Regions from separate parts of the Mus musculus genome. Here region 2 is linked to region 1. Evidence: chromatin loops called from intact Hi-C (ENCODE). Cell type or tissue: left cerebral cortex. All regions are shown on one strand. Each heading gives the region's core, and the rest is flanking DNA. Links, peaks and the distances in the headings are about the cores only.

The links. Hi-C counts contacts between places; a loop is a spot of excess contacts. Peaks named below come from ENCODE experiments on the same cell type or tissue, not always from the same donor. Only the 100,000 strongest peaks of a DNase experiment are listed, where the experiment ranks them.
Region 2: it touches region 1 in a loop (4-fold over the local background); 6 of 42 quality-filtered maps call a loop at or near these places.

What each region holds. Positions count from the first base shown.
Region 1 is chr5:20,696,536-20,706,744 of GRCm38, reverse strand. Magi2 (membrane associated guanylate kinase, WW and PDZ domain containing 2) reads right to left here. Exons shown (of 23, transcript NM_001170746.1): 23 at 1,954-4,675. The coding sequence ends at 4,619. Among named protein-coding and RNA genes, the nearest start is that of Gm52763, 20 kb to the right of the region's middle. In left cerebral cortex, for the core only: CTCF peaks have their summits at 3,492, 5,136 and 7,418 (motif pointing right); DNase peaks (open chromatin) are centred at 3,557, 3,940, 4,624 and 5,104; H3K4me3 peaks cover 1,723 bases; H3K27ac peaks cover 3,050 bases.
Region 2 is chr5:19,423,783-19,433,991 of GRCm38, reverse strand. All of the region lies in intron 1 of Magi2 (membrane associated guanylate kinase, WW and PDZ domain containing 2), which reads right to left. Among named protein-coding and RNA genes, the nearest start is that of Gm25335, 87 kb to the left of the region's middle. In left cerebral cortex, for the core only: a CTCF peak has its summit at 4,480 (motif pointing left); a DNase peak (open chromatin) is centred at 4,494.

The sequences.
Region 1 (10,209 bases), core at 2,987-7,986:
ATCTAGTGAACCATACCATCTCCTCAGTCTTAGGAAATTTACTTCCAGTTTCTGGAGATCAAAAGTTGTTTTGTGGCCTTAGGTTTTTCCAGATGAAGTTACTTTCTAGGAATTAGTCCACCCCCGCCCCCCAGGTCTCCCACAGAGCCCTCCTGGGAGGTGGGGTGGGGCTCCGTCAAACCCTTCTCAAAGCCCTCAGACCAACCAGGCTCTACTGGAACTTACTGTTACCCTTCCCCAGCTGTGGGGATGCAGGACAAAGCTGCTGCAGAGCAGAGTCCCCAATGGCTGCATCTCATGGGTAACTTGTTCCAGAAGGCCCAGCAAGAGTTCTGTTTAATTCTAGGGTGTTATCCTACTGTTTATGCACAAATGTTTACAGCCATAGCTATTATTACGAATAATAATCATAATCACTATATATTTAATTAGGGCACTGCATGAACTAGATGTGCTTCTGAGCCTATTGTTGGACAGAGTGCCCTCATTTCCTGCAGTTTTATAGGCACCCTCTGGGACTATGTTGTCAGAAGTCTGTTCAATCTAGAATCCTGCTACTAGTAGGGATACCATTTGGTTATTTTGCTGTGAGTTTGTCTTAAACAACAACGAAAACAAAACCAAAAAAAAAAAAAACAAAAAACAAAAAAAAAAAAAAAACCAACCAAACAAAACAAGACAAAAAACTAAACAAGGGTGGAAAAAATATAAATTGGGATATGAACTTACACACTCAGGGAAACTTACTAAGAATATAAACTTCCAAATAATAATCAGATCCACACAAGCATCAGCCAACTGGACTGAATTTCAGCAAACCTGCCCTGCTGCGGGAATGGTGGGCTGGCTTCCGGTGGAGCCTGCCCTGCTGTGGGGATGGTGGGCTGGCTTCTGGTGGAGAGCCTTGTGCTAGCCAAAGTTTCAGAAGCTTTTCCAGGTGAGCCACAGGACTCCCTGCCTGGGGTCTGCAGGAGACATTGCTTCCATCCAAGCTTCCCTGCCTCGGCTTCGGCTGGTGTTGGTGCAAATTGGTAGGCTGGAGGCAGCTGCAGCCTGCAGGTGGCTTGTCAGAGTAGCGCTTGAGCCTTCTTGTTCACTGGTTCTTAAAAATGTAAATTAACCATGTTAACCTTAAAAACAAGACAAAACTGCACCATCTCAAATAGTGCTTGATTTCCTACTTCCTGCCCCTCTTCTCTGAAACTGATGTGTGAGCTTTTTAATATAGTAAATAGTATTGAAATGAAAGATTGGCAGGTTAGGAATTTTAGGTCTCTCATTGGTGTAATGTGGAAAAGTCCTTGCAGCACCAGTTGAGAACTGTTCTCTTGGATCACAAACTCCATGACACTCCCAGGTGCAACTTGCTCCTCTGCAAGGTAAAACCTACAATCAGCCACTGGTTTTGGATTTAAATACTGCTGCTATGTATGTTGTTGATACTGTAACTTTTTCCATAAGAGGGTTTAAGGTATCAATGTAGTAAACAGCAGAAACACACAGCCAAGTCGTGATTTAAGCAAAAGATAGTCCTAACTGGATAGTTTCAGTTTACTTGAGTTAAAAACAAACAAAACCCAAATCCTCAAACCAAAACAGTTTTTCTGTGTATTGCCAGGGCATCCAGACTCAAATCTCAAAGAAGTTCTATTTCAGTCATTAAACTTATACTTTAGACATTTCAGGGGCGGGGGGAGCAGCTTTAAAAAGCCAAGGGAGGTGACAGTGGGGCGAGGCAGGAAGTGGTGGCACCGTGCCTTTAATCCCAGTACTGGGAGGCAGAGGATCTCTGTGAGTTTGAAGCCAGCCTGGTCTACAGATTGAGTTTCTGGACAGCCAGGGCTACACAGAGAAAACATGTTTTGAAAAACAAAACAATCAAACCAAACCAAAATAATAATAATAATAATACCCCTATTCCTTACTAAATTAAAATTAACACACAGTTTATATAGCTGGAAAAAGAAAAGATTTTTGGATATATATTTTATTTGACAGTGTTTTAGAATATCATACAGTAAACAAGATTTCTGTAAAAGTTAATTTATCCATAGTGGTGCGTTTCATAAAAATAGTTGCTCACTTACAGTCTTTCTGTGACTATTAATACATGGAATTATATTTATAGAGATACAGCTGTACAGGGTAAATTCACAGCTAACACTACACAGAAATATTATTTGGAATGAGATTTAGATGATGTGCTGTCTTCACGGGTTATGGATTACAGCCGCATAAAGCAATTGCTGCACGGGTAGTAGCTGTGAAGTGTGCAAATTAGAGTTTATGCAAGGGTGATCTCCACGGTTGTCCTTCTGAAGCCTATGGAACGTAAAGGTCAGAGGACACAGTACCAGGACGTACGTGCAGCTACACTACAGAGCATGGTCCAAACCCAGAGTCAATAAATTAATGGCAAACTATACTGGATTTCTAGTCCAGGGGAAAAAGACAAATTGAGATTAAACCGAAAGTATAAACCGCTACACGTGTTTGTGCTTTGTTTATGATGAATGTGTTTCATTTTGGAAATTACTTTTACAAGCTGCAATACCCTTCACTTGAGGCTTCTGACCATATTTGCTTGTGGAACAACTATCTTTATGTACGATGGAAATTAAACTAGGTAGTGTCCAGAGAGTGGGAAGACTCATTGAGACAGCAGTTACATGTGACCTGGCGTGATGGACCCGGCTTCCCTCTTACTCAACAAGTACTTGTGTAAGGAGCAGAATATCTGAAGAGTTGAAGCCTCAGTTATACAAAACATATTCATGACAAAATGCCTTCAGACATTTTGTCTTTAAATATGTGCAGCTACAATAAATACCAATGGATAGCTGACTAATGTTAACGTTTGACAGTTTTTACTGCAGGGACAATCGCTGACCTGCGATGGTAACCCGGGGACATAAAGGTGCATCTATAGATTGTTAGTGTAACAAAAAGCATTAGCAAATTGGAGGCGAAAAGCTACAGGTGGAAACAAAAAGGAGATCAAATAAGGAAAGCAGAAAGGAATGCCAAAGGACTTATGTTCTTTAATGAAAATAAATTAGTTATCATAATGCTTTCAATATTAGAGATTCTAATTTGAGAAATATAGGACAAATACTTTGTCAAAGTGCAAATGAAGAGCTTTAAAATAAGACAATCAAATAGGTAAAATAGAAGATTGCTAACAGAGCAGCTACGTATCTCTGAGTGCCTGGGATGACAGGAAGCCTTTTCAGGAAGGAACTGCAGCGTTGTCAATCTCGATTAAACAGATTATGGTCTTTTGATTATCAAACTCATTATTTTAGAGGCAACCAATTAGGATCTACGAGCTAACCTGCAAAATTCTGACTTACGGCAAACTGCTCCCTAGGATACAATTTTTAAAACCTTTTTTCCCTACTACTGAAAATGTACAGAAATGTGACTTGACCACAGAAATGGCAGTAAAAAAGGCATCACACCAATGAATTCACTAGGTTTCTAACTCATCCTGCAGTAGGCAGGGGACGCTGCTGCTAATACCGTTGGTGGATGCTGAAGGGGGAGCCATGGAAACGTAGCATGGGAGAACAGTTCTGGATGTTTCAAAGAAACCCTTTATCCCCTGTCTAGATATGTCAAGAACGATTTATTTACAACACTTTAGATCAATTAAAAGATATAATCTTGTCTCAGTTTCCGCTTGCTCCGTGCAGTTTGATTTTTTTTTAAGGCGATATTCCAGTTTGTGATTGCTCTGAACTTGTCCAGTTTCTTGATATAAAGTTTGGATGACATCCAAATCCTTCATGCAGTGGGGGGAACTTTTTTCTTTTTCTCTTTTTGAATCTAAAGCTACACTGCACTGTCTCTCTGTGATGTTTGCGTGATTTTGGTTCTTCCGTAGCTGCCAAAGCTCCCACCATGGAACCGGGGGCTTTAGGATCAGTTTAGGTCTGCCTGCGCGCACACCGTGCCGTGCCGCCTACGCGCGTCGCACGCCGGCGCTCCCGGGCTTCGGCGCCTCGTATAGATCTATGCGTGTGACAGTGGAAATAAATTAAAACGCCGTGAGACGGAACCCAGGAAGATCGGCCTGCGTGGAGGCGGGCGGGGGCCCCTCGCCTTGGGGCTCATCTGCCCGCGGCCGAGGCGCCAGGCTGCAGGGCGCCCGGCAGCTTGTCGGAGCCCGGCACCTTCCAGGGCCCCGGCGCCATCGTCGCCTTGCGCGCTGGGCCGCCCCCCGTGGGCCGCGCTGCGGGTCGGGCCCCCGAGCGCACACCCACCTTGGCCTCGGCCTCCCGCGCGCCCGCGGCCCCGAGGCCCTCACGCCGGCCGCGCAGCGCCTCCTTCCCGTCGGCCGCCTCCGAGGCGGGCCTGCCGGCCTCGGGCCGCCCCTGGCCGCCGGGCACCTCCTCCAGCCTGGGCCGCGCACTGCGCTGCGGGCTCGCCGAGCGCTCCCTCTGCTCCCCCAGGCGCTGCTTCTTCTGGCCGCCGGCCGAAAGCTCCTTTGGTTTCCTAACGTCGTGTTCCCTTTGGATATCCCAAGTTGGGTCTGGGCCTATCTGGTGGGAAGGGTCGGAGGGTGGGGCTGGATGTGATGGAGAGAATGGAGAGAGGATGTCTTCGAGGGAGACGCCTACTTCCGGCAGGCCTGGGGCGGCGGCAGCGGCAGCACTCCAGGCGTGGGGTTCGTCTGTGGACAGGAAGCACAGGCGTTAGGGCGCGCCGCGTCCCCGCGCTCCAGCTAACTCCCCCACCCCCATGCCGGGGACCCGGGCTGGCAGCCAGGCGGCTGCTCTCAAGGGCCCCGCCACATCCCTCAACTGCCCAGAGGGCAGCCAGCCGCACCCCGGGGTTCCGTCCCCCACCCGTCCCGGGCAGCCATCGCTCAAGAGTTCAAGGCACAGCTCGGGCCTAATCCCTTTGCCTCAGTCTGCTCTTAATTTCTGGGGTCACGCCTAGCATGGCCACTGACTTGGCAATAAATCACCGGTTCTCAGACCTCACTGTGGAAATACAAGTTGCCCAGCGACCCAGCCCAGCAGGTCCCAGCAGTATAGAGACCAGGTGCTCCTCTGTTTTTAGCAGGCCTTCTGCGATTCTTGGGATGGATCTGAGTCCTCCTCAAAGGAGTTGGGTGTGTGATTTTCTCAGCCGTTAGGTGTCGCTCAAAGCATAGTTCTCAGCAATTGCCTAATAACCTTGGGATTTGGATTGATTCATCTGAAAACTATCATTGCTTTCTTGCCCGAAAAGAAAATCATTGTCTTTGATTTTTTTTTTTTTTTTTTTTTGTAGTTTTAACATGGATGGCTCCTAGACTAAGATAAACGGGACTGATTCTAGAAAGCCTAGCTTTAAGGCCATTGAGGATTTACTCTGTTGCCTTCCAAGCAACTATGTTGACTTTCCAAAAAAGTATATATAACATAAAACAAAACACTGGCCGGAAACCAAGTAGGGGGCAGATGTGTTGGATTCAGTGAGTTAGTTATGACCACCAGCAATAACATTTCCCTGGAATTTTCTTACCCCAAGGCAAAATCAAGCAGGGAAATTCAATACAGGAACCCTTGATATTTGTGAGGAAAATGTCTCATGACCTTTGAAAAGATCTTAAGTTTTATAATTCTCAGAATGTTATTTTCTCTAAGGAATTAGTATATGAGTGGGACACAAAGAAGCCACATTTATATTGAGTTCTGGGTGGCTGTTGATTCTTTTCCACTAGTAGGTGGTAAGGTTAGTGATCTTGAGTCCGCCCAGCTCATGAATACCAGGAGCCTGCTTTGTTTTAAAGTTGAGATGTGTATATGGTACTTCTTCTGATGGTGACTTAGACGAGGACAGGAAGAGGACAGTGGAGTTGCTCTCTTCCCCAACAGTTCTGGCCACCTTTAAACTATCAGAGTAGTTGCACACACTTTGTCCTTTGCTGTGAGATCTGAATAGGTCACTCTGAGTACAGCCTTATCTTCCTTCTCTCCATAAACTGATGTCCATGAATCTTTTCAGTTTGGAAACCAAGTATCCTTGGTTACCTTCGGAATAATCTGGAATTAGTCGATGTGTTCAGTGGAAACCCCTACTGTGGGCTACAGTTAAAAATCAGACTAGCATTTGATAGAAAGCAGCAACTTGCCAGTGTAGGAAAATATGCCTGAAACAGTTAAACACGAATTCTAAAGACCTGGGGGGGTTAGTGCCCAGGACCATGGTGATGACAGTTTGCATGTTAATAGCTCGTACTCCCACCATTATATCACATATGGCCGAGGCAATGAGCTGGCCTGAAATCACTTCTGAGACACAGGGAGAGGGTAAGTAGCTTGACCAAAATTATTGAATGAGCACCCTAGAGTAACATTTGGGTTTCTTTACCCATTTTACTGAGTGAGAAAATTGTCCCAGCCTATTGACATGCAAATAAGATTAAATCAAGTGACACAGACCTTAGTGGCCATCCTGCCTAAAGGCGACCGGCCCCATCTCCCAACAGAGCACTTAGCATTTGTTCCTCAGAACCACGTAAGGTATTGAACAGGAGAGTTCTGGTCAGACCATGAGAAAGATTAACTCACACATGGAGGTAGCTGCCCTTGGCTTGGCCTGGGATCGTCTCTGAAGCCTTATTCTTTGTCCTTCTCCTCTTTCCTATCTCCAATCACTCTTTATGATAAGCTAGAAGATGGGCTTATCTACAAATGCAAGTCTTACTATAAAAAGATTTTTTTCAAGGGATTTTAATAGGCAATCAAATACTTAACTGAAGGAGAAAGGAAAAGTTTTTGTGTTCTACCCCACTGAACCCAGTGGTGCTTTAGTGTCAGCTCCAGAGGATACCTCTGTGTATTCACCTTCATATACCACGGCTGAGTATTTCCATAAACAGGCTGGACTCAGAGCTTTATGCCACCTAGCCTCCTGTTCTCCGACCTCATCAGGGATTTAGTCTTAGGAGTTTTTCTTCGCCATAGCATTTCCTGGGTGTTCTCTTACTTGTAAAGCTCTATGGAAAGTGTTCCTGTTGAGCTCCGTCCTCCCCAGTGGCTCTACCCCAGTCCCTCCATCTGCCTTCTTGATATCTCTCCTTGAAAAGTGCACTGTCACCTTCCGATGTCTCAACTAAACACCAGGAACCTTCCCTCCAAGCTACTCTCCATGCCTCCTCGGTGTCTCTCCTTGATGGATGGTATTGTCATCACATGGTGTCACCCTAGGTCCCCGACTTTCTTGAATCTCACAAATACAAGGCATCGGTTTAGTTCTGGCTTCAGACATGCATAGGCTCTATGCACATACACTTGACATAGCTAAGGTAGGAGCGAGACTATAAAAGTTCTAAATTCTAAAACCAATTTAAGCACTGTTCAGAGAAGTATAGAAATGGTGAGCTACTACCTGTCTGTACAAGGGATTGCTTGGCATAAGGCAGCCACCAGGTGGAGGGACATTGTTTTAGATGGAGGAGCTGCAGAAATCACTGTCACCTGAGCTGCTGCCATAAGCCCCTCTTTGCTTCCATGCTTGAGTTCCGCCAGAGGGCCTCCACATAACAGAATCTTTGATAAACAAGTTCTCGCCTAAACCTTCAGTGGGTTTTCACTGCTTTTAGATAGAAACTCATCATGATTCGCTGGTCTACAAGAGCCTGCTGCAGGATCTGGGTCCTGACAGTCTCACCAGCTTTGTCTCCACTCACCCCCTGCTCTTTCACCCAAGTTGTTCTCTGCTCAGTTCTTCAGTTACAGGGATCTCACTCTGGGATGCTGCTGTCAGCTGCTCTGCTCACTGCTGAAGGCACTCCTAGCTGCTCACATAAGGAAGCAAGTCTCCTACACCCTTCCTGTCTCTTGAGTTTTATTCCAAAGAATTCCGATATATAGTAAGCAGGACTCTTCAATGGTATCCTGTTTTATATCCTCATAGTCACTATGAGGATATATGGAGGTCCTTATGCCTTTTTGCTATTTACTTGATTAACATCAGTCTAAAATACTAGTTGTATGCTTCACAAAGACAATGACCACACTGGTCTTGTTTATCATAGTGGACTTAAAAAAACAGGACAGTATTTGAAACAAAAAGTGAGTGCTTGATGAATATTTGACAAGTGAATGAAAATCTGTTCCAGAAATAGAAATGGAAGAAGGCCTGATACCACTTCAAGGCAGAAGATTCACATTTAAAATCTAGTCTCTCAGAAGTGAGTGTGTGTCTGTGACCTGTGTCTGTTTTTGAGAGGAAAGATGGTAGTGACTTGAGATTGTCAGAAAATAGGTCTGGAGAGGGGAGGAGAGTGATGCAGAAAGAGGGAAGGAAGCAACAGAGAGGATGATGGAAACGGATCAGGAGAGAGAGGAGCAGACAGAAGCAGAGTCAGTTCCCTTCAAGTTTTGCAGACGTCCTTTCCTCATTAATGTTGTGGATGGGCCGGGTGCTGTGTGTATGCTGATGCTAATTCCGTTCTTCTGGGAGGGGATGGGGACAAGGAGTGAGTCTTACTCAGGTGACTTCCTGTGAACCAATCCCTAATGAATAAAGGAGCCAATCACTGGGCAAGTAGGTGGGACTCCTGGGTTGGCCGAGGAAGAGAGGAAGCAGGAGAGAGTTAGGTCTTCTTTTTTTTTTTTTGGCCGGGGAGAGTATGAGGACAAGATGTAGCTATGAGTGTCTCTCGGTTTCAATGGCAGATCCATCAGGATTCACCACTGGAGGATTTAGATTTAATAAGGCTTACAAGATTAGGATTTTAGTTGCTCCACCCGGCGATTGAGTTATCGTTTCTGAACTAAGTTTGTGTTGTGTTTTCCTTCACACGGCAGCTCATCTGGGTTCAAGAGAGAAAGGTACTGCGGCAAAGTGTGGGTTTGCCAGAAGTGCACCACAAAGACCATGGGGGATTTGAAGCACGGGGTTGGTGTGGGAATGACATACCAGTGGGACCTTAGTGAGCTGAGTGGAGATGTTTCAGGAGCTCAGGGCCAGAGAGTCTTCACAAGATAAAACAGGTTGGCCATTGCCCACCAGTGTATGGCCAGCCAGGCCAGTGGGGCTGAGAGTAGCAGGGCATAGCATAGGAACTTGCCGATTCATTTTTTAATATTTCCCACAATACATTAATTTTACCAGCTGCTGGAAAGCCTTCATCCTTGAGGCCACTGACCACTGTGTTGTGGAGTGTTCTGAAGAGGACCACAGATACAATAGATGGCTTTAAGCTATCGAGAGAAACACATCCTCTTCTTTAAGTTAGGATCATATTTTTATCCTTCTTACTTTCATTTCTTTGTTTTGTTTTGTTTAGTTTGGTTTCCTGGCTGTCCTGGAAATTGCTCTGTAGACCAGGCTGGCCTTGAACTCACAGAGAGATCCACCTGCCTCTGCCTCCTGAGTGCTGGGATCAAAGGCGTGCACCACCACAGCCCCCTACTTTCTTTTCTATTAAGTTCTTAACTCCTCTAGAATGCACACTGATCAATGCCTAGGTTTACATTTTTATATATAATACAGATTATGTATATACCATTATTTTTGAATTAAAAGATAAATTGGCCTCTTAAATTATCTTGTAGGAAAGCAGCAATATTAACAAACTAAATTCATTTTATATGCCGAGATTAAAAAAACAATCTCCTTGGGCTGATAAGATAGGTAGGAAAGGTGTTTGCTGTGTATATCTGGAGATCTGATTTCAACACTTGGAAACCATGTAAAGATGGAAGGAGAAAACCAACTCTACAAAGCTGCCTTGTGATCTCCACAGGTACACACACACACACACACACACACACACACACCTGTGTGTTCATGGACTGTCACATACACATTCACGCTCACACACATGCACACACTAAAACCTCCTAGTAAACGTCTTACATACAGGGAGTATGTTCTATCATCTTGTTTATGAAATATCACCAGAATGATAGCAACCAAGGATCTGACTGGCGAGGAATACAGTGCTTGTTGTAGTGAATCTCTTTTCAGATGGCTCTTAATCTTCAGAAAAAGAAAATCTGTATAATGGGGGAACACATAATTCAAATAAAGGAAGAATGCTGGATGTATGTCTCTCAGTGGCAAAGCACATGGCTACAAGTCAAGGAGAGTTGATATTAACCTTTGCTGAGGACTAAGGTGGGGAGATTCTCAGAAGGGACCCAGGGATTGTGGCAGGAGAAAGAACCTGTCATCTATTCCTTGTTTACTGTAGATAGCCCCTGG
Region 2 (10,209 bases), core at 2,021-7,020, 1.3 Mb after region 1:
ATATTTTCAACAATATTCATAATTAAACAGTGTGAAATAATTTCTGTAAGTTAGTACTTTGTCCACATGGTACAAGGTGTTAAAAGCAGAATAGGCCTTGCCTTCTGTATTCAAAATAAGAGTTCAAAACCCACAAATATGAACATTTAATACTATCTTGATGCAGAAGAGTGTGAGGATCATTTCTGAGAACCGGAGGTTTGCCTCTTCTCTTTGAAGACTCAGACTTTCTATTGCTGTTCTATTGAACACCATGATCGAATGCAATGGGGGAGGGGCAAACAAAGTTCATTTCACTTATAGTACCACATAAAAGAGTTCAAGTACTGCCTACTGACTGACTCCCCATGATATCCTTAGCCTGTTTTCTTATTGAACACAGGATCACCAGCCCATAGATGGCACCACCCACAATTGGTTGGGCCCTCTATCATCAATTAATAATTAAGAAATGTCCTACACATTTGTTTGCCTACAGCCTGATCTTGTGGAGGCATTTTCTTAATTGACATTCTCCCCTCTCAGGTAGTTTAACCTATGTCCAGTTGACATGGACCTATCCAGCACAACTGACATTTTTCCATTTGATACACAAACACATTACTTTCAAGCCACAGGATTTTCTTTCTCATTCATCAACAATATATCACATTGGTAACATAAAAATATTTAAAGGTCTCATACTCTTTACAAGTTCAAACACATTAAAATTCAGTCTCTGTAAAAAAAAAAATAATCAAGTCTCTTTAAAAATCCAAAAATCTCTCTAAAAATTTCTAAGTCAAACTGTGGGCTCCTATAAAGTAAAAAATAAGTTAAATACTTTCCTACTTCAAGAGAGAATAACCAGTGATCAAAGTAAAGACAACCTCCTGACGATGTAAATAAGATAATGTCTAATATCTGGGCAGTACTCACCATCCAGGTACCTTTTGACTCACTTCACCAGCTCTACGTTCTGCAGCCCACACAGCTCTCCTTCTAAACTTGTGCAGGTCAACTTGACTGCCACTGTTCTTGTTTTAAATCCCATGATACTAACATCTACAAAATGCTGGGATCTGCTGCAATTGATAGTACTTTCACCAACAGCCTTTTCTAGGTTTTCCATAGTGCCAAGCCTCAACTTGTTTTTCATGACCCCTTTAGTCTTGTGTGTTCAAACTGCTACTGAGGCTGCAACTTCACCAATGGTGGGTCTTTTCTGGACTCTCAAAGTGCTTTCTCAGCTGTTCTCCATGATCCCATTATGACTTAGAAATTAGCACTACCTGGGCAACTCCTACACACCCAAGTTCAGCTGCCAGCATGAGAAACAATCTTAGTTGTTTCTAGAACATAGCTTCTTTGAATTGATATTCAGAAAATACTTCTCAGAATATTTCACCTCAATGATGCTGGCTTCTTAATCAATGCTAATTTCTTAGCCCCAACTAGCCAATTTCAACTCCTCCAATAAAACAAATTCACTTTATTGCTTCTTTTCTCTTGTTATTCACAGCTCTAACTGACCAGATGCCACAGATTCTCTCCATAAATGGCTCTGTACCTTTCATGCCTTCTGATTTCACAAGTCAAGCCTCCATTGTCTGTATGGTTCTTGACATTTTTATCTTCAAAACTCCAACAAAACAGTCCATTGAGCTCTTGATACTTAATAGTTCTTGTAGCCCATAGTTACAAAGTCCTTGCACAATTTTTACCAAAACCTGATCAGGTCTGTCACAGCAATGCCCCTCTATTCTGGTACCTACTTGTCTTAGGTATGATTTCCACTGCTGTGATAAAACACCATGACCAATGCAATAGGGAGAGGAAAGGGTTTATTTCACTCACAGTTCCTCAAAATGGAGACATTTTTCAATTGAGTTTTATACCTCTCAGGTGAGTTTAGCTTGTGACAAGTTGACATAAAATAATAAAGTGCAAAGACAAAGTTAAGACAAATTCGAATGCAGGAACAAACAAAGAAGATAGAAAAAAAGATGGGCATTAAAAGAATTAACTCAATGGATGGAACTAGAAAACACCATTCTGAGTGGGATAACCCAGACCCAGAAAGACAAACACTGCAAGACTTCCAGTGGTGGGACTGGGACACCAACTCAGCCACAAAACCTTTGACCTACAATCTGCCCACTTGTACTGGGACAGTGGTGGCAAAGAACCTGTGGAAGCTGACAACAAATGACTCATCTAACTTGAGGCTCACACTGTGGAAGAGAGCCCATGCCCATGCCCAAAACTGCCTGGATGACCAGAAACCAGAGGCTGGAAAGCCCAGAGACCTAGGCTAGAACCAAATACCCCTGGCCAAACAACAACAACAACAACAATAACAACAACAACAACAACAACAACAAAACAATGAAATATTTCTTAACATTGTTCTGATATACTTACAGATAAGTGCCTAGTCCAGTTGTCATCAGAGTTTGCCCCATGATCTGATGGGAGTAGATGCAGAGACTCACAGCCAAGTATAATGCAGGGAGAGAGGGAGAGAGGAGGGACACGCATTTGGAAGTCTCTATGTGGTCCCTCTCCTTCATCTCAGGGAACCATGAAGAAGAATAGGAGGAAGAATTGTGGGAACTGGAGGTATCAAAAACATGAGGAGAGCAAGACCAGTGAAGTCAACTAAACAGGCTTACAGGGGCCCACGATTGGGGTCAAAATCAGGGATCCTGCATGGATCTGACATAGGTCCTTTGCATATACATTATGGGTCTTTAGCTTGCATGATCTTAGACCGTTTTCCTCTTGTAGAGTTCCCTTGCCCTAACTCGATATGAGGGTTTGTGCCTTGTCTTATTATATGTTGTTGTGCAATGCTATGCTGATGTCCCAGGAGGCCTGTTGTTCTTTTGGGGGGAGAGATGGGAGGATGGTAGTGGAGTAAACCTGGAAGAGAGGGATGCTGGTAGGAAACTGAGAGGATGGAGGAGGGGGAAGGTACAGTCAGGATATATTATATGAAACAGGAATAAATAAAAATATTTTTAGAAGTAAATTCAAATCCGCAGCATTTGGTTAAGATCATGCTTTGGAAGGACTATGAAGAAATATAAAGTTACACTTATGGCTCCTGGTATTTAGGTTATGAGAAGTCTCAAAAACTCATTGAAGGGATTTAATTTCAGGAAAGCATTTTCAAGGCTGATTTTCCATATAGATAAATTGGAACAAGTAAGTAAGACAGTCAAGGCGCCCTGAAAGCAGGTACAGCAATTTAATTGATATTAAGGCATTGCGATTTATTTTTAAGTTACTTATACTGATATAATGAATAAGAATAATAAAGAGGAATAAGGTTTAACTGCATAATGCATTTTCGATGATGTATATTTTAAATGATATTTCAGATAGGTTAGCTGATATCTAGAAATGCACATTTGGAAGCCATCCAAAGCTCACAGGGTAGACGAAAACATACAGGGCCTCAAACATGCCCATGAGGACAGTCTTTGAAAAAGGTGTTAGCAGAGATCTAGGGGCAGGTGTCAGTATAAGAAGCTACATGCTCAGGGCCATGCCCCCTTAATCTTTGCTACCTCTGAGCACCTCTTAAGCAATATAGGTAACAAATAGATCCACACTTTACACATTTAGGTATTAACCTCCTGATAATGTTGCTGCAAATAATCCCAAGAGCTTAGCAGGGAAAATACCAAGAGACAGTTGTATTATAAGGAAGAACACTTCCTTTCTTGTATGAAATTTGTTCTGAAATCTGAGCAGTTACTACCCAGTTTCTCCTTCCATGTCATCCCTCCATGAGCATGGCATCTCATATTATAATGCAAAGGGACTAGAATAAGTGAGAAGGATGGCAGAGTTTTCAATATCAAAACAGAACTACTAAAATAAAAAAAAAATCGTGCCATAAAACTGCAGAATTGTCACTACAGATTAAGAGGGGAATCAGTTTTCAGTACATTTCATTGCTGAGTAAAAGAAATGTTTTGACAAAATAGGCTAACCTTTATCACCGTGTTATATCTGGATATTTGGTGTGCATCTGATTCAGTCCATGGTAGTGCTAGCTACTCTAGTCCCATTGCCAGAATAGTTTGTGGAGAATAAGTTCTCAGAGCTATAATACGAAACAGAGTTAGCCATTTACTGCCTCACTTTCAATTGAAGATTATATGATACATGTATATAATTTTTATCATTCCTGTGAGGTCTCAGTTTTTTTCACAATTCTTTACAGTTATTTTCCACTATAAACCTTTTGATGGATGAATTTTATCATTGCAGAAATATCAGACACTATGTGAAAAGGGGGACCACTAAAAGATCACATCCTTCATAATAAAATGATTCACAGTGGCCCTAGATAGGTTTAATACAATTAATTTTTCAGAAATTTTTATGTGAAAATTTCCAATTTTAATAGCACGAGTCTCATTAAGCATGCTCTATTTTATGAGGAATATATAGTACCCGTGAGGCATTGTAAATGTTATAACTCCAGTTCCCCCTGGTGGCAGAACCTTCAAAGTGAATGATTTTTGTCTGCAGGATTTGGAGAGCTGTGGGCTGGCTGGCTGATAACCTCCAGGAGACTACAAAGGGTTTATTCTTTGGATTGCAAAGGCTTTGGAGAAAGCTTCTCACCAAACCCCTTGGGACAAACACAGCTGAGGATAGAGAAGAAAGAGGTGATTTCAAATGTCATTTTTGTTTCTATGTAAAACAATGTTTAAAAGTTACTCTGTTGTTTTATCTCCCATTTCTGATTTTGTTAATTTGGATACTGTCTCTGTGTCCTCTAGGTTAGTTTGGCTAAGGATTTATCTATCTTGTTGATTTTCTCAAAGAACCAGCTCCTGGTTTTGTTGATTCTTTGTATAGTTCTTTTTGTTTCCACTTGGTTGATTTCAGCCCTGAGTTTGATTATTTCCTGCAGTCTACTCCTCTTGGGTGTATTTGCTTCTTTTTGTTCTAGAACTTTCAGGTGTGCTGCCAAACTGCGGGTGTATGCTCTCTCCAGTTTCTTTTTGCAGGCAATCAGAGCTATGAGTTTTCCTCTTAGCACTCCTTTCATTGTGTCCCATAAGTTTGGGTATGTTGTGCTTTCATTTTCAATAAATTCTAAAAAGTCTGTAAATTCTTTTTTTTTTTTTCAATTTCTTCCTTGACTAAGTTATTGAGTAGGACGTTGTCCAGCTTCCACATACATGTGGCCTTTCTGTTGGTTTTGTTGCCATAATCCGTGATGATCTGATAGGATGCATGGGGTTATTTCAAACTTTTTGTATCCCTTGAGGCCTATTTTGTGACTGATTACATGGTCAGTTTTGGAGAAGGTACTATGAGGTGCTGAGAAGGTGTATTCTTTTGTTTTAGAATGAATTATTCTATAGATATCTGTTAAGTCCATTTGGTCCATAACTTCTGTTAATTTCACTGTGTCTCTGCTTAGTGGGTGTTTCCATGATCTGTCCATTGCTGAGAGTGGGGTGTTGAAGTCTCCCACTATTACTGTGTGAGGTGCAATGTATGCTTTGAGCTTTAGTAAAGTTTCTTTTATGGATGTGGGTGGCCTTGTGTTTGGAGCCTAGATGTTCAGAATTGAGAGTTTTTCTTGGTGGATTTTTCCTTTGACCAGTATGAAGTGTCTTTCCTTATCCTTTATAATAACTTTTGGTTGAAAGTTGGCTTTATTCGATATTTAGAATGGCTACTCCTGCTTGTTTCTTGGAACTGTTTCCTTGGAAAATTGTTTTCCAGCCCTTTGTTCTGAGGTAGTGCCTGCCTTTGTCACTAAGGTGAATTTCCGGCAGGCAGCAAAATTTTGGATCCTATTTATGTATCCAGTCTGTTAGTCTATGTCTTTTTATTGGGAAATTGAGTCCATTGATGTTAAGAGATATTAAGGAACAGTGATTGTTGCTTTCTGTTATTTTTGATGTTATTTTTATGTTTGTGTGGCTATATTCTTTTGGGCTTGTTGAAAGTAGTTTACTTTCTTGCTGTTTCTAGGGTGTAGTTTCTCTCATTGTGTTGGCATTTGGCATCTATTATCCTTTGTAGGGCTGGATTTGTGGGAAGATAATGTGTAAATTTGGTTTTATTATGGAATATCTTGGTTTCTCCATGTATAGTAATTGATTTCTTGGCATTCTAGTGTGAGTTGGAGTTTGTGTTTTCTTAGGGTCTGTATTACATTTGCTCAGGATCTTTTAGCTTTCATAGTCTCTGGTGAGAAGTCTGGTGTAATTCTGATAGGTCTGCCTTTATATGTTACTTGACCTTTTCCCCCTACTGCATTTAATATTCTTTGTTTTGTGCATTTGCTATTTTTTTGACTATTATGTGACGTGACCAATTTCTCTTCTGGTCCAATCTATTTTGAGTTCTGTAGGGTTCTTGTATGTTTCTGGGCATATCTTTCTTTCTCTCTCTTTTTTTTTTTCCGAGACAGAGTTTCTCTGTGTAGCCCTGGCTGTCCTGGAACTCACTCTGTATACCAGGCTGGCCTCGAACTCAGAAATTCACCTACCTTTGCCTCCCAAGTGTTGGGATTAAAGGCGTGCGCCAGCATGCCGCATGGGCATATCTTTCTTTAGGTTAGGGAAACGTTCTTCTATAATTTTGTTGAAGATATTTATTTACTAGTCCTTTAAATTGGCACTCTTTGCTCTCTTATATACCTACTATCCTTAGATTTGGTCTTAACAAAATCAGAAATTGAAAGGGAGACATAACAACAGAAACTGAGGAAATCCAAAAAAAACATCAGATTCTACTACAAAAGCTTATTCTCAATAACACTGAAAAATATGGAAGAAATGGACAATTTTCTAGACAGATACCAAACAACAACGTTATATCAGGACTAGATAAGCCATCTAAACAGTCCCATAGCCCCTAAAGAAATAGAAGCACTCATTAAAAGTATCCCAACCAAAGAAAGCCCAGGACCAGATGGGTTTAGTGCAGAGTTCTATCAGACGTTCAAAGAAGACCTAATGCCATATTCTTTAAACTGTCCCACAGAAAAGAAACAGAAGGAACACTACCTAATTTGTTCTATGAAGCCACAGTTACTCTGATACCAAAACCACACGAAGACCCAACAAAGAGAGAACTTCAGAGCAATTTGCCTTATGAATATCGATGCAAAAATATTCAATAAAATTCTTGCAAACTGAATCCAAGAACACTTCAAAAGGATCATTCACCACGATCAAGTAGGCTTCATCCCATGGATACAGGGATGTTTCAATATATGGCAATCTGTCAACGTAATCTACTATATAAACAAACTCAAAGAAAAGAAACTCACATGATCACTTTATTTGATGATGAAAAAGCATTTGACAAAATCCAACATCCCTTCATGAAAAAAGTCTTGGAAAGATCAGGATTTTAATGCCCATACCCCGAGACACCTGTTAAATCCTTCATGTTGGGGCAAAACAAATCAGCATCCTCTCTATACTCAAAGTGTAAATGAGCTGAAAAAGAATTAGAGAAACATGTGAATTCACAATAGTCACAAACAATATAAAATACCTTGGTGGGACTCTAACCAAACAAGTGAAAGATCTGGATGGCAAGAATGTGAAGTCTCTGAAGAAAGAAATTAAAGAAGACCTCAGAAGATGGAAAGATCTCCCATGCTTTTGGATTTGCAGGATTAATATAGTAAAAATGGCCTTCTTGCTGAAAGCAATCTACAGATTCAATGTAATTCCCATCAAAATTCCTACACAATTTTTCATAGAGTTAGAATAAGCAATTCTCAGTTTCATTTGGAATAACAAAAAGTCCAGGATAGCAAAAACTACTCTCAATAATAAAAGAACTTCTGTTTTGCAAATTGTATCTTGGGTATTCTACATTTCTGGGCTAATACTCGCTTATCAGTGAATACATATCATGTGTGTTCTTTTGTGATTGGGTTACCTCACTCAGGATGATATCCCCCAGATACATCCATTTGCCTAAGAATTTCACGAATTCATTGCTTTTAATAGCTGAGTAGTACTCCATTGTGTAAATGTACCACATTTTCTTTATTCATTCTTCTGTTGAGGGACATCTGGGTTCTTTCCAGCTTCTGGCTATTATAAATGAGGCTGCTGGGTGGGTTGGGGAGCATGGTGGGGGGAGGGTATATGGGACTTTGGGGATAGCATTTTAAATGTAAATGAAGAAAATATCTAATGAAAAATATTTATAATAAATAAATAAATAAATAAATAAATAAATAAATGAACTTCTGGGGGATTCACCATCCCTGACCTCAAGCTATACTACAGAGGAATAGTGTTAAAAGCTGCATGGTACAGTGACAGGCAGGCAGATCAATGGTATAGAATTGAAGACCCAGAAATGAGCCTACATACATTTGGTCATCTTTCACAAAGGAGCTAAAACCATCCAGTGGAAAAAAGACAGCATTTTCAACAAATGGTGCTGGTTCAGCTGGCAGTCAACATGTAGAAGAATGCAAATTGATCCATTCTTATATCATTGTACCAAATTCAAGTCCAAGTGGATCAAGGACCTCCACATAAAACCAGATATACTGAATCGAATAGAGGAGAAAGTGTGGAAGAGCCTCAAGCACATGGCCACAGGGGAAAAGTTCCTGAACAGAATATCAACAGCTTATGCTCTAAGATCAAGAATTGACAAATGGGACCTCATAAAATTGCAAAGCTTCTGTAAGGCAAAGGACACTGTCAATAGGACAAAATGGCAACCAACAGACTGGGAAAAGATCTTTACCAACCAGTCATCTGATAGATGGCTAATATCCAATATATCCAAGGACTCGAGAAGGTAGACTCCAGAAAATCAAATAACCCTATTAAAAATGGGGAGCAGAGCTAAAGAGAATTGTCAACTGAGGAAACTCGAATGGCTGAGAAGCACCTAAAAAAATGGTGAACATCCTTAGTTGTCAGGGAAATACAAATCAAAACAACCCTAAGATTCTACCTCACACCAGTCAGATTGGCTAAGATAAAAAACTCAGGTGACAGCATATGCTGGTGAGCATGTGGAGAAAGAGGAACACTCCTCCATTGTTGGTGGGATTGCAAGCTGGTACAACCACTCTGAAAATCAGTCTGGTGGTTCCTCAGAAAACTGGACAAAGTACCCAGCTATCCCACACCTGGGCATATACTCAGAAGATGCTCCAATATGTTATAAGGATGCATGCTCCACTATGTTCTTAGCAGCCTTACTTATAATAGCCAGAAGCCGGGGGAAAAAAATACAAAACAAAAAACCAAAAAACCCAGATGTCTCACCACAGAGGAATGGATACTGAAAATGTGGTACATTTACATAATGGAGTACTACTCAGCTATTAAAAACAATGACTTCATGAAATTCCCAGGCAAATGGTTGAAACTTGAAAATATTATCCTGAGTGAGATAACCAACACACTGTATGTACTCACTGATAAGTGGATAATAGCCATCCTAGATGTAGTCACCATACCTGGATGCTATTGTGGATGCTGGAAAGTGCTTGCTGATGGGAGCCTGATATGGCTGCCTCCTGAGAGGCTCTGCCAGAGCCTGACAAGTACAGAGACTTGCAGCCAATCATTGGAACTTTAGGAGCCGAGGGGTATGTAGCCCCATTGAGGAAGCAACACCTCCCAATGACTGGACCACCAACCAAAGGGTATACGTGGAAAGACCCATGGCTCTGGCTGCATATGTGGCTGTACATGTCCTTGTTGGACATCAGTGGGAGGAGAGGCCCTTGTGCCTAAGGTTGTTTGATGCCCCACTGTAGGGGAATGCAAGGGCCAGGAAGACGATGGGAGTGGGTGGGTGGGGAGCACCCTCATAGAGGCAGGGGGAATGGGGAGGGGATAGAAGGATTCTGAAGGGGATATTTGGAAATGGGTAAACATTTGTAATGTAAATAAAGAAAATATCCAAAAAGAAAAAAAAGTTATTCTAGTGGTCACTCTCAAATGAATCTGCTTGGGCTAAGACATAGTCAAGATCATGAAAAATAATGAAAGAAGACACTAAATAGGAGATAAAAACAGAAAAAATTATATAACCTGTTCTAATGTTCTCCTCTGAAGGAACTGTTGATGTCATTTAATCTTTAGGTATGGTTTATGAAAGACTGGAGTCTTCAAAAACTGGTTTCACTTGATAAGGTTTTTTATTTCAAATGCCTTTAAAAAGCAGAGATATTTCAGGTAAGTTGACACA